2 separate regions of the Homo sapiens genome follow, and region 2 is linked to region 1. The links are chromatin contacts, found by Hi-C or POLR2A ChIA-PET in ENCODE. All regions are on one chromosome and are shown on one strand. The core of a region is the stretch at or near the end of the contact, and the rest is flanking DNA. Distances in the headings are between cores, read along the strand shown. Region 1 has its middle 64 kb from the start of PALMD. Region 2 has its middle 25 kb from the start of PALMD.

The links. Hi-C counts contacts between places; a loop is a spot of excess contacts on that map. ChIA-PET counts read pairs that join two places held with the same protein, here RNA polymerase II (POLR2A). Pooled maps may share reads with other maps.
Region 2: a pooled map shows a loop between it and region 1 (4-fold over the local background). The contact joins two enhancer-like sites. A Hi-C loop is called at or near these places in 4 of 168 maps with a recorded cell type or tissue (Calu3, Right ventricle myocardium inferior, endothelial cell of umbilical vein and 1 more), 1 of 37 single-sample maps with no recorded cell type and 3 of 50 pooled maps. POLR2A ChIA-PET finds 5 or more read pairs at or near these places in 6 of 52 experiments (A549, H1, HepG2 and 3 more).

The regions. Positions count from the first base shown.
Region 1 is chr1:99,579,320-99,585,253 of GRCh38, forward strand. No RefSeq gene overlaps it. Among named protein-coding and RNA genes, the nearest start is that of PALMD, 64 kb to the right of the region's middle. Within about 2 kb of position 1,297, at least 3 of the 41 ENCODE cell types and tissues checked have a DNase peak (open chromatin) inside an H3K27ac peak, as active enhancers do.
Region 2 is chr1:99,618,034-99,624,356 of GRCh38, forward strand. No RefSeq gene overlaps it. Among named protein-coding and RNA genes, the nearest start is that of PALMD, 25 kb to the right of the region's middle. Within about 2 kb of position 3,683, at least 2 of the 41 ENCODE cell types and tissues checked have a DNase peak (open chromatin) inside an H3K27ac peak, as active enhancers do.

The DNA.
Region 1 (5,934 bases), core at 47-2,546:
CACAGAAAAGGACTGGATTTTCTTCCATGCTGCTGTCACTTCACTTGCTCTACACATGTGACAAGTCAAAGTGTAAGATTTCCTTTACAAAGACTTTTGAGAGGTCCTCTGATCATAGACATGACATTAGAAAGACAGGGAAACCTGAAGCCAATAGTAAAGAAAGAAATCTGTCCCACTGTATTTTGAAAAATTGGTCTTCCTTTTCCACTCAGGCTTATCCATAAGGATTTTCCCATCACTACGTGGTAGCTGTGAGTCTGGAGTCTTTGTACGTATTTGGCAGAACTGAGGTGAGGGAAGGCATATTCCTATTCCTACAAAATGAAGTTTAAGGCTCTTTCCTTTTTTTTAATGGAAGTACTTGAAATCAAAGTACTTGAATAAAGTACTGTGAAAAATAGATTTCCATGAACCAGGCAGAATAAACAATGTGTTAGCTATTTCCACATCACAATGGCTCCATTTTCCTCTCTCAACCAAAAGTCAATAATCTCAGTGTTTTCACATCAACGAATTTGTTTTCTTTTGAGCCAGCTACTTTAGGCCTAAGGTTAAACACCATTCTGTAAGTGTTAATCACAATTGTATTTCTTCTCATTCCAACAGGTCATAATCTGTCCCTCCAACACCACCATTCTCCCCCTTATCCACCAGTTCCCCGGGGAACAGGCATCATTCTTGAATTTATTATTCTTTTGTTGTATTTTTTCCCAGTTACTAGAATAAGAATGAAGTCATCTGGTTAAACAAGTGTATTTCCCAATCAAGAAAAACCAGGCCATTCCCTTCCATAGGATAGCCACTGTGAGCTGTGGTCATTTAGAGATCTATTATTGAGCATGTGATCTATGAAACCGAAGCAGACGGCACTAGAAAGGTTGCCATATTCTACTAACGTGTTTAATGATGTAAGCAAGTATGGAAACTGTGAAACTGAAGTGCTTAACTTCTATAATCTAGCTGCATTCATGGAATTCATTGCTTGAATTAGGGTCCATGAAGGATAGGAAAACTAGCATAAAATAAGATATTTTGTTATATATTTCTTTGAAGTGCAAGCTATAAGCCAGTCTATTCTATCACTCTCTGTACACCTCAACTGTTTTTCTTCCTTTGGTCTCTGCCTAAACAGTGTCAGTCAGGTTCCTACTAAAAGATTGGCAGTGATACAGAAGATAGTTGGGAGGTACGATAGCATTCGAACGCTATGATTTAGCCATGTGGAATCCACCCTGTCTCAGATAGGGAGCTTGCAAGTGCTGGCATGTCTCTCTGTGCTGGTCTGCCAGCCTCCACACATTATGTTTTGAAAGCACTTCCTCCAACTGCCGCTGAACTGGCAGGGCGGATCTCCTGTGGATCAGTTTTTCCATTCTCTCAGTCCTGCTTAAGCACAGTGTTCTGTTGTCTGTCAACCTTCTGTTCTAGACCAGGCCCCGCCCTTGACCTACCAAGAAAGCTGGGAGCTATTGGAAAGAAAGAGCCCTATTAATGATGCATACCATACAGCCAGGCATCTGAGTCTTCCCCACCTTTCCAGCCATATCCCACTGGCTTTGGACCAGCAATAGGCAGGGACAAAGCAGAAGACATATGATAATTTGGTTTGTTTAAAACAGATAGCTTGACTGAATGTACACTGGGCACCTTGCATATCCTGTGCACATGCAATACATACCAGAATCTCTTCTGGTGCTCATGAAACCCAGAGATCATCTCTCTCTGCACCCAACCCAGAGCTATCAGTGACATCTCATGAGATGTCCTTTTGATTCATTCCAGTGGAAGAATATTATTTTAATGCCCTCTAAATACAAAGTAAAATCAATAGTTGTTTTCAACTACCATCTCTTTGCCCAAAACCATCTAGAATCTCAAGATCGTACAGATGTGGTATAAGGTATGATCCCTCCCCCTGAAAGTACCTAAAATTCTATTAAGGAGACAAGACCATACCCAGAGCCATGTGAGAACAGTAAGTGGTGATAAATTAAATACAATGGCATAGGTCTTAGTAATATGAGTGATAAGAATTTTAAGAAAGAAAAGATACAAGTGAGGCGGAAGTGCTGGGGGAATGCTTCATGAAGGAGATTGAGCTTAAAGGATTAATTTATAGTATTTTGCTTTGTAGAAAAAGTCAGGAAGTCACAAACAAATTGTAAAGCATCCAATGCTCATAGATAGGAAGAATCAATATCACTAAAATGGCTACACTGCCCAAAGCACTTTACAGATTCAATGCTATTCCTGTCTAACAACTAATGACATTCTTCACAGAACTAGAATAAACTATTTTAAAATTGATATGGAACTAAACAAGAGCCCAAATAGACAAGGCAATCCTAAGCAAAAAGAACAAACCAGAAGGCATCACATTACAGGGCTACAGTAACCAAAACAACATGGTACTGGTACAAAAACAGGCACATAGACCAAAGGAACAGAATAGAGAGCCTAGAAACAAGGCCACACACCTATGACTATCTGACCTTTGACAAAGCTGACAAAAACAAGCAATGGGGAAAAGATTCCTATTCAATAAATGGTGCTGGGATAACTGGCTAGTCATATGTAGAAGACTGAAGCTGGACCTCTTCCTTACACCATGTACAAAAATCAACTCAAGACAGATTAAAGACTTTAATGTAAAACCCAAAACTATAAAAACCCTGAAAGACAACCTAGGCAATATCATTCTGGACATAGGAAGAGGCAAAGATTTCATGACAAAGACACCAAAAGCAATTGCAACAAAAGCAAAAAATGACAAATTAAACTTAAGAGCTTCTGCACAGCGAAAGAAACCATCAACAGAGTAAATAGACAACCTACGGAATAGGAGAAAATATTTGCAAACTATGCATCTGACAAAGGTCTGATATCAAGTATCTAAAAGGAACTTAAATAAACTTACAAGAGAAAAACAAACTACCCCATTAAAAAGTGAGCAAAAGGCTGGGCACAGTGGCTCACGCCTGTAATCCCAGCACTTTGGGAGGCCGAGGCGGGCGGATCACGAGGTCAGGAGCTCTCTACTAAAAATACAAACAATTAGCCGGGCGCAGTGGCAGATGCCTGTAGTCCCAGCTACTCGGGAGGCTGAGGTAGGAGAATGGCGTGAACCTGGGAAATGGAGCTTGCAGTGAGCCGAGATCACGCCACTGCACTCCAGCCTGGGCAACAGAGCAAGACTCCATCTCAAAAAAAAGAAAAAAAAAGAAAGAAAAGAAAAGAAAAGAAAAGAAAAAAAGAGCAAAGGACATGAACAGATACTTTTCAAAAGAAGACACACATGCAGCCAACAAGCATATGAAAAAAGCTCAATATCACTGATCATTAGAGAAATGCAATCAAAACCACAGTGAGATACCATCTTACACCAGTCACAATAACTATTATTAAAAAGTAAAAACATAACATATGCTGGCAAGGTTGCTGAGAAAAGGGAACACTTACACACTGTTGGAGAGAGTGTAAATTAGTTCAATCATTGTGGAAAGCAATGTGGCAATTCCCCAAAGAGCTAAAAGCAGAACTACCATTTGACCCAGCAATCCCATTACAGGGTACATACCCAGTAGAATATCTATCATTCTACCATAAAGACACATGCATGCAAATGTTCACTGCAGCACTATTTACAATAGCAAGGACACGGAATCAACTTAAATGCCCACCAATGACAAATTGGATAAAGAAAATGTGGTTTGTATACACCATGGAATACTATGTAGCCATGAAAACAATGAGATATGTATTTTGTGTGAACGTGGATGGAGCTGGAGGCTATCATTCTCAGCAAACTAACACAGAAGCAGAAAAGCAAATACCACATGTTCCCACTTATAAGTGGAAGCTAAATGATGAGAATTCATGAACACAAAGAAGAAAACAGACACTGGGGGCTACTTGAGAGTGGAGGTTGAGAAGAGGGAAAGGAGCAGAAAAAAATAACTAATGGGTACTAGGCTTAATACCTGGGTGATGAAATAATCTGTGCAACAAACCCCCATGACACGAGTTTACCCATATAATAAACCTGCACATGTACTACCAAACCTAAAATAAAAGTTAAAAAAAGTCAGGAAGTAGAAAAACTGAGTGCATCATAATGAAAGGCTTTGACTTTTTCAAGGGACAGTTGAACAGAAAGTATCTTTTGCCAAAGTATATACTGGTAATGATAACAGTAAGAGTTACCACTTAATGAACACTTACTGTTCCACATTCATAGTGTAATATAATATATGCCATACTGTATAATGACATTTAATCTACATAGTAAACTCAGATACTATCATTAGCCTCATGTAAAGGATAATGAAACTAAGTTTAAATTGGCTATGTAGTTTCTCAAAATCACAGCAAGCAGCAGTGTTAAGATTCAAACAGGGCTCTACTGGACTCCTGAACCAAGACCTTGACCTGCTTCACTAATACCTCATGCTTTATTAATATTTCCCACAGAAAACAGTGTTTACTAGTTGTTCAAAAAATTCCCAGTCAGAACCCACCCATGTTGCTTAAGGTATCTAAAACCTCCATCCTTGAATGACATTAGTTTAGGGAATGATGATAGCAAAGCCCACCTTAGGAGAGCACCGTTCTCATTTGGTCATTGATTTTCTTAGTAAATAGACTGTGGTGACCTCTTGGTGAAGAATGTAGATTCTGGGGCCTAGACAGTTAGAGTGCTGCTCACTATAGTCTAGAGTAGTCCCAGAATTTACAACCTAGCTTTAGGTGATTAGCAGTCAAGAAAAGCCCTCAAGTTGTGGAGGGAAAGTATTCACTTAAGTCCCCACTGAGATCCTATAGGTTCCCTGGCTTGCTTTAGAACAAATGTAAATAACTCAGACCCACCTACTTGTGACTTGGCACAGTCTAGACATCTCAAACTGCTCTACTATGGGGCAAGACCCCTGGACCACCCAACCACCTAGAACAGCTTTGACATAGACTTCAAAAAAACCATCCATGGATCCATGTCTGTCTTCTCTTAATGCCTAACGCATCATAATTTATTCATTTATTCAACAAATATTTATTGAGTGCCCACTAGTGCCAGTCCCTATTCTGCCACACAAGCAGTATCAGGAAAGGAGTCTGTCTCCTTTTTTCACTTTTTGTCCTTCCCCATCTTCATCCTTAGTGGGGAATGAGATATGTTGCCTAACCTAATAATATATTAAGGCTAATTCTTAGTTTTCCTAGGAAAGAACAAAAAATGGATCCCACTGGCCTTGTATATATTTTGGTGGCATCTGCACAGAACCAGGGAAGATTTCAAAGAGGTAAAACAGGAAGGAGGAGAGTTAGGGGGACAGGTCTAGAAAAGGAGTTTCTAGTGTCTACCTGTATTGCTTATTGATCAATAATTTTAAAAGTTACCTTCCAAAACTTTGAGACTTGAAACAAAAATAATCATTGATTATTTTTCAGGGTTTCTCCAGATAGATAAGAAATTCACAGTGTACTTAGGGGATGGCTTGTCTCTGCTCAAGGAATCTGGGTCTCAGCTGAGAGACTCACAGGCCAGGGACTAGAATACCTACATGTGGCTTCTTCATGTGGCCTGGGTTTCCTCATAATATAATAGCTGGATTCCATAGGCAAGCATTCAACAGAGAGAGAGAGAGAGAGAAACAGAAGCTGTATGCTTTTTATGACCTAGCCTCATAAGTCACAAAGCATCACTTTCACCATACTTGATTAAAACCCAGATTCACAGGATGAGGACATAGGACCCACTTCTTGGTGGGTGCAGTATAAGTCAAACTATAAGAAGAGTATATGGAATTGGAAGCTATTTGCATGGCTGTCTTTTAGAAAATACACTCTGCCATACCACTGATAGCTGAACCTGAATGAACTACCGGATGATCCAATGTGCATGGTAACTATATGTTTTTGTACTCTCTCCTAAGC
Region 2 (6,323 bases), core at 2,433-4,932, 41 kb after region 1:
CCACGTGACATCTGACTACAATATCACAAGATGCTCCGAAATGCTTGACCCACAAAACCAAAAGAGATAATAAGCGATTATTACTAATTTAAGCCACTAAGTTTAAATTAGCAACCCACAGAGCAATAAATAACAAATATAGCAAGGTTAAAAAGTTAGGAGATCATGGGGGAAAAAACTCTATCTACTATGATAGATAGCACCTCTCTGATATGATTAACAATAAAGTCCAGGCTACACAGGAAAGCAAATGACACCTAGAAGGAAGATCATGATTTTAATAGAGAAGTTTTACATGAAGTCTGTGTATTATGGGATACTCTGGCATTCCCTAATTAAGGTACCAAAATGGCATATATTCCTATGGTTAGAAAAGTATGGTTGTGGTGACAGTCATTCATATGTTTTTTGTTTGTTTGTTTGTTTTGAGATGGAGTCTCACTCTGTTGACAGGTTAGAATGCAGTGGTGTGATCTTGGCTCACTGCAACCTCCACCTCCCAGGTTCAAGCAATTCTCCTGCCTGAGCCTCCTGAGTAGCTGGGACCACCATGCCCAGCTAATTTTTATATTTTTAGTAGAGACAGAGTTTCCCCATGTTGGCCAGGATGGTCTCGATCTCTTGACCTCATGGTCTCCCACCTCAGCCTCCTAAAGTGCTGGGATTACAGTCATGAGAGTCATCCATATTTTTATGATCAAATACTCTGAATAATTATATGGTGTTTATATATTTATTCTCACCTACCTTACGTTTAATTCTCACATTAACCCTGTGAGATGGCTATTACAGATGAAGAAGCTGTGACTTGAAAATTTTGCCTAAGGTCACAGTGAGAAAACGGCCGAGCCAGGAATAAAATTCAGGTCTTCTGATTCAACGCATGGCTTTCCTTCCTTTGGTCACAGTTTCCTTGTGGTGGACACAGAAGAAATGCTAAGTCCTGCAATTCAACCTTCTCAGAACATAAACCCTTGCTTCAAATCCTCATGGAGGTCATGGGTGTTTCAGTGAAAGAAAGGTAGAATGTGGATAGTGGGAGGAGAGGGCTTATTCCTCTCAAGGGCCACAGAATAAATCATAAGCAAAGCTTCAAGTGGGAAGCACAGCATATTTAGGAAACAAAAATGAGACTACTTGGATCCAACAAAAGATCCAAAGTTGACTCCGAAAGAACTAGAGGTGAGGTATGTTGGAGGCTGATGTGAGGAATGAGCTGGACATTGTATGTAATGGAAAGTCACTGGAGATTTCAGAAAAGGCAGTGACCCACAGAATGTGTATTCACAGAGGTAAGACCCTCTTCCAGAGTCTAGCATAAATACTGGCATACCTCTTTTATCTTTCCAGTTAGTTGCTGGAAACAGCATCTGCCCTAGTAGGAGTCTAGCATTTTTCTCCTAAAGATAGCATCCCATCCTAACCCTGAATTGTGCAAGAATTCCAGGGGCTTTGATAATTCAATTCAGGGCTCAGTTGTTCTTCCAAAAGTTAGGAAAAGGGAGAGAATGGAAGGCCCCTGTCCATTAGCACCATAGCATGGTTCATAATCGCAGAGTTCCTGCACCACCTATGAGACAATTGTTCACTGCTAAGGTGATGCCCACGCTGCACCACATCACAAGCATGGCCACACGGCCTCCCATACTCTCATTTCAAGCTTATTTCTCTTTAATTTCCAATGCTTACTCATTATTTCCAGTCAGGGCAGCTGGATCCAAGAGGGCATCCACCACACACTGTTTGGAATCAGTCACCGCCCTCCTTTGGCTCTTAGCCCATGTGTGGAACCAAATCCCTAGCCATTCAGCCCTTCCCTTGAGTGGAGGCCAATAGGACCTATCCCACCAGGCAGTTCTGAGAATCAAGTGTGTCAATATATGTAAAGGATCTGCATTGTCTGGTGCATAGCAAGTTTTCCCTAAATGTTATTGTTACTATTATTTTACGTTTGAGAATGCCTACGGAGTGCTGGAAAACTTCTCACAGGTACAAGCTAAGCATACTATTATTTTCAAAACGATTTTTGGCTCTTAATAGCACCTTAGAACTAAAATTTGGTCCCTAGCCCTTTCCTATGGCAAACACTGAGCACCATCAAAAAGGCAAATACCTATGCTTAGGTAGTGATTAAAGGTGAGAATGAATGAATCAGGATCTCCAATCCACACTAAGCAATATGTGTTATAAATAGGCCTTGTAATAGAGTCAGCAAGTCAAAGCAGGACAACTCTGTGAAGAAAAAGAAGACAAATTATTGTTTTAAAAAAAAAAAACAATAGTTAATCCTCAGGAACTATCCTTTGCGGAGGTCATTACTGCTACAGTGGGACGGTAATTAAAAAAAAAAAAGTAGGTCCATTTCAAAGTCAGCATGTACAGTATAGAACACTGTGGCCTGAGTGATCACCCATCCAGATTTATATGTATAAAATATAGGTACAATTAAGACACTAAAAGTGTTTATAGGACTTAAAACTTTGCATACAACGCCCTTTTCTTATCCTGTATTCCAAACTTCACCCAAATTCTGCACATTAAGTATATATCAATGAAACTAAAAAAGAGTATTACTTTATGCCCAGTTTCTCTGCCATTAAGAACCACAAAAGGTACTAGGATGGGACAAGTTTCCTCAGAATAATCTGGATGGGTGAGCACTCAGGCCACAGTCTTCTATACTGCTCACACGGTCTTTGAAATGGGCCTGCTTTTTTTTTTTTTTTTTTTTTCAATTATCATCTCACAGTAACAGTAATGACCTCCGCAAAGGATAGTTCCTGAGGATTAACCACTTGGAAGCGGGGAGGATTTTAGGCGATATCAGCACTTCCTCCTCCTCTTCAGGAAATGCCAGGCCTTTACTTATGCAGAACTGCCAAAGTAATTTCGTTTCTAATTAGCCTCAACTCCCCACTTTTACCTGTGCACTGAAACCATAGTTTAACTAAAAAACAGTATTCCCAATTCTTCCCCCTCTGTTTCCCAAGTCTGTTCTGCATCACCAAGACAGTGATATATAGTGCTGAGAAAACTTGAAGAAAATTATCATTTCTCTTTTATGAAGAATTTATTTTCCTTCATTGGAGCTTTTTAGTAACACATCATGACTCTTTTCTGTAGTTGTTTCACCAGGTTTCAGTAAAGCTGCCTTGGTAATGAAGAAAGCAATACTATAATCAAATGTGACCGTGGGTGTCTGTCAGTCATATGGAAACAAAGAGGAACCTTCTGGAAAATAATACAAAAGGTAGTGAGTTCCCTGTGCAGGTAATTTGCCTCCAGGCCCCTAATCCCCCTCCGAGAGAGCATTGCCTTGCCTGGGCACTGGGTCTAGCACCTGTCGCTCTACGGCTCCACAGGACTCACTGAAAGATGCATGTGACTGAGGGCATCTGTTCTCCCACACTCTGGCTATGGTGACTGACCAGCTATGAAACAGGGATGACTAACAAAGAATGGAAGGCCCCATGTTTCGGCAGGCGTTTTAAATTTCAGGGAAATATCTGTGAGCTGGAAAGGAAATGCTGGGGTCCTGCACCTGATGAGCAGCTGATCACGCTCTCAATGTCATCATTATGGTGTGTCATCTAAGAGACGGAATTGAAATAGCTAGACTCTCTGGAACCAAAAGGTCAGACTCAGGCAAAATTAGCTTAGCTTGCTATATGGGTATGACTGTAATCCTTTGCGCTCCCCGGAGTACTTTATGGTCAAGGATCTTGGGGAGAGTTTGCCAACAATTAATCTCAGTAGAGGCCTGTGGGTTTCAGGACAAATCATATTACTCATTTACCTCTTTCTCATCCATAGCATACTCTCACATGTTGCTGCTTGCAGGGACTGAGTCTATCAAAACATATGTAGTAATATTACACCTTTTAACAAGTGATCCTATTGAGGATTCAGTGGTCCGTGCTGAGTCCGAAAGTGGAAAAGCACATAGCAGAGCTGGCCGTGAAGCAATGCCTTGACCAAGAGTGGGAAATGCACCAACATCTTGCCACCAAACTGCCCACCAGCCCCAGTTAGGGGCTTGAAATCCACACACCCAGAAAGCGGGTCTGAGACAGAACTGCCTTCTGTGAAATGTGCTATAAGCAGAATACTATTTTAGGTTCAAATCATAGTCCTGTGACTACAAAAAGGGAGAGAGAGAGATTAACCAAACAAAAGGGATAATTCCACAATCATGGTGAAAATGGCACAATTTTATCAGGAAAATTATCAGTAGTTTTTAATTGCCTGAAAGGAGACTCACAGAATCACAAGATTTTAGAGCAGGGAGCGGTCTTGGATATTATCTAGATCAATTTTTTTATTCTACCGAAATAAAAATGTAGTCTAATATATTTTCCTCAACAACCCACCAGTTAGAACAGGCAGCCAGGCACGGTGGCTCACGCCTATAATCCCAGCACTTTGGGAGGCCGAGGCGGGCAGATCACAAGGTCAGGAGATCAAGACCATCCTGGCCAACATGTTGAAACCCTGTCTCTACTAAAAATACAAAAATTAGCTGGGTGTGGTGGTGCGTGCCTGTAATCCCAGCTACTTGGGAGGCTAAGGCAAGAGAATTGCTTGAACCCAGGAGGCGGAGGTTGCGGTGAGCTGTGATTGCGTCACTGCACTCCAGCCTGGCAACAGAGCGAGACTCTGTCTCAAAAAAAAAAAAAAAAAAAAAAAAAAAAGCAGGCTTCCATTGAAGGGGAGGGAGCCAGGCAGATCCGAGGGGTGCATAAGGCACTTCTTGAGGAGGGCAGACCTCTGTGGGATTCCCCATGAGCAAACCCAATGCTAGGATCAAGATGCTGAAAAGAGAAATGAGAGTACTGGAAGGGCAAATAGAAGCAAAGCAAATATGACATTGCTTCACTTCCCAAGTTCTACTAGACTTTAAATTCCGGCTGGGTGCAGTGGCTCACGCCTGTAATCCCAGCAGTTTCAGAGGGTGAGGTGAGTGGATCACTTGAGGCCAGGATTTGGAGACCAGCCTGGCCAACACAGTGAAACCCCTTCTCTACTAAAAATACAAAAAAAAATTAGCTGGGTGTGGTGGCACACGCCTGTGATCCCAGCTATGTGGGAGGCTGAAGCATGAGAATTGCTTGAACCTGGGAGACAAAGGTTGCAGTGAGCTAGGACTGGAACACTGCACTCCAGCCTGGGCAACAGAGCAAGACCCTGTTGCAAAAAAAAAAAAAAAAAGAAAAAGAAAGAAAAGAAAGAAAAAGGAAGGAAGGAAGGAAGAAAGGAAGGAAGGAAGGGAGAAAAAATCCTAAATTCCACCACCTGCCCTGGAAGCTCACAAACAAAAATGAGAATCCTAGGGCTAAAATGAATTCAACAAATTGAAATCTGATTCTGAATAAAATTGCCACATGCATTTCTGGGGAGCCTTGAAAGTACTCCTATAAAAGGTAGCAATATACACTGCCCTTTGTTAAAGGCAGGTCTTTGTCCCATGTTCTCTCATAATAATGTTAAATAACACATGAATGCATAGAGAATGAATGAAACCTCTCTTGGGGGAGGCAGGAGGTCCTACAAGCTATTCCATTTGAGTTTAGAACAGTAAAATATATCACTAAGGTATGTGCTATATGACAATTAATGAGTATCATTTTCTAAACTTTCTGAGAATGCTATAGTCTCACTCTGCTTCTCAAAATTCCTTTCACAGTTGGCTCTATGGAAGTTTACATTCTGCACTATTCTTAGCTCTCGCAGCTGGAGAATCCCGGGGAGTCCTCAATGCCAAATTCCAGGACATGAAGCTAATACCACTGTTTCAAACTTCTCTTTTTAAAATAAATGCATGATTTTGGAAGATTTTAGTTATCAAAAGAACGCTACATTTAAATGTAATGTAGACTAAAAGATTTTTCTATTGCAAAATCTTAAAATAACAACCGTGTCAATGAAAGCTTACATTATGGGTGGTAGTGGGGACGATAATATATCTATTTTTTTAATAAGCATCAGATTTAACAAATGATTTCAGTATCAAAATTTCAAAGAAGACTGATATTTCACATAGTAGAACAATTTGGTCAATAAATTTAATAGACGACCCTGAATGCATGTCTCAATTTCAGATTAATTCATTGATCAAATATTTACTGAGCACCTACTGTGACCCAGAACTAAATGCTTGTGAACAAAACAATCAAAAACCCTAGACTTTACGGAGTTCACACTCTAGTGGGGAGAGACAGACAGCAAAAAAATAAACATTTTCTAAGGTGGATCTTTTTGATTTGAAAGGCAAGACTTAGGTACTGTGGACCCCACTGAAATGCTGGATGTTAACCCATGTTATC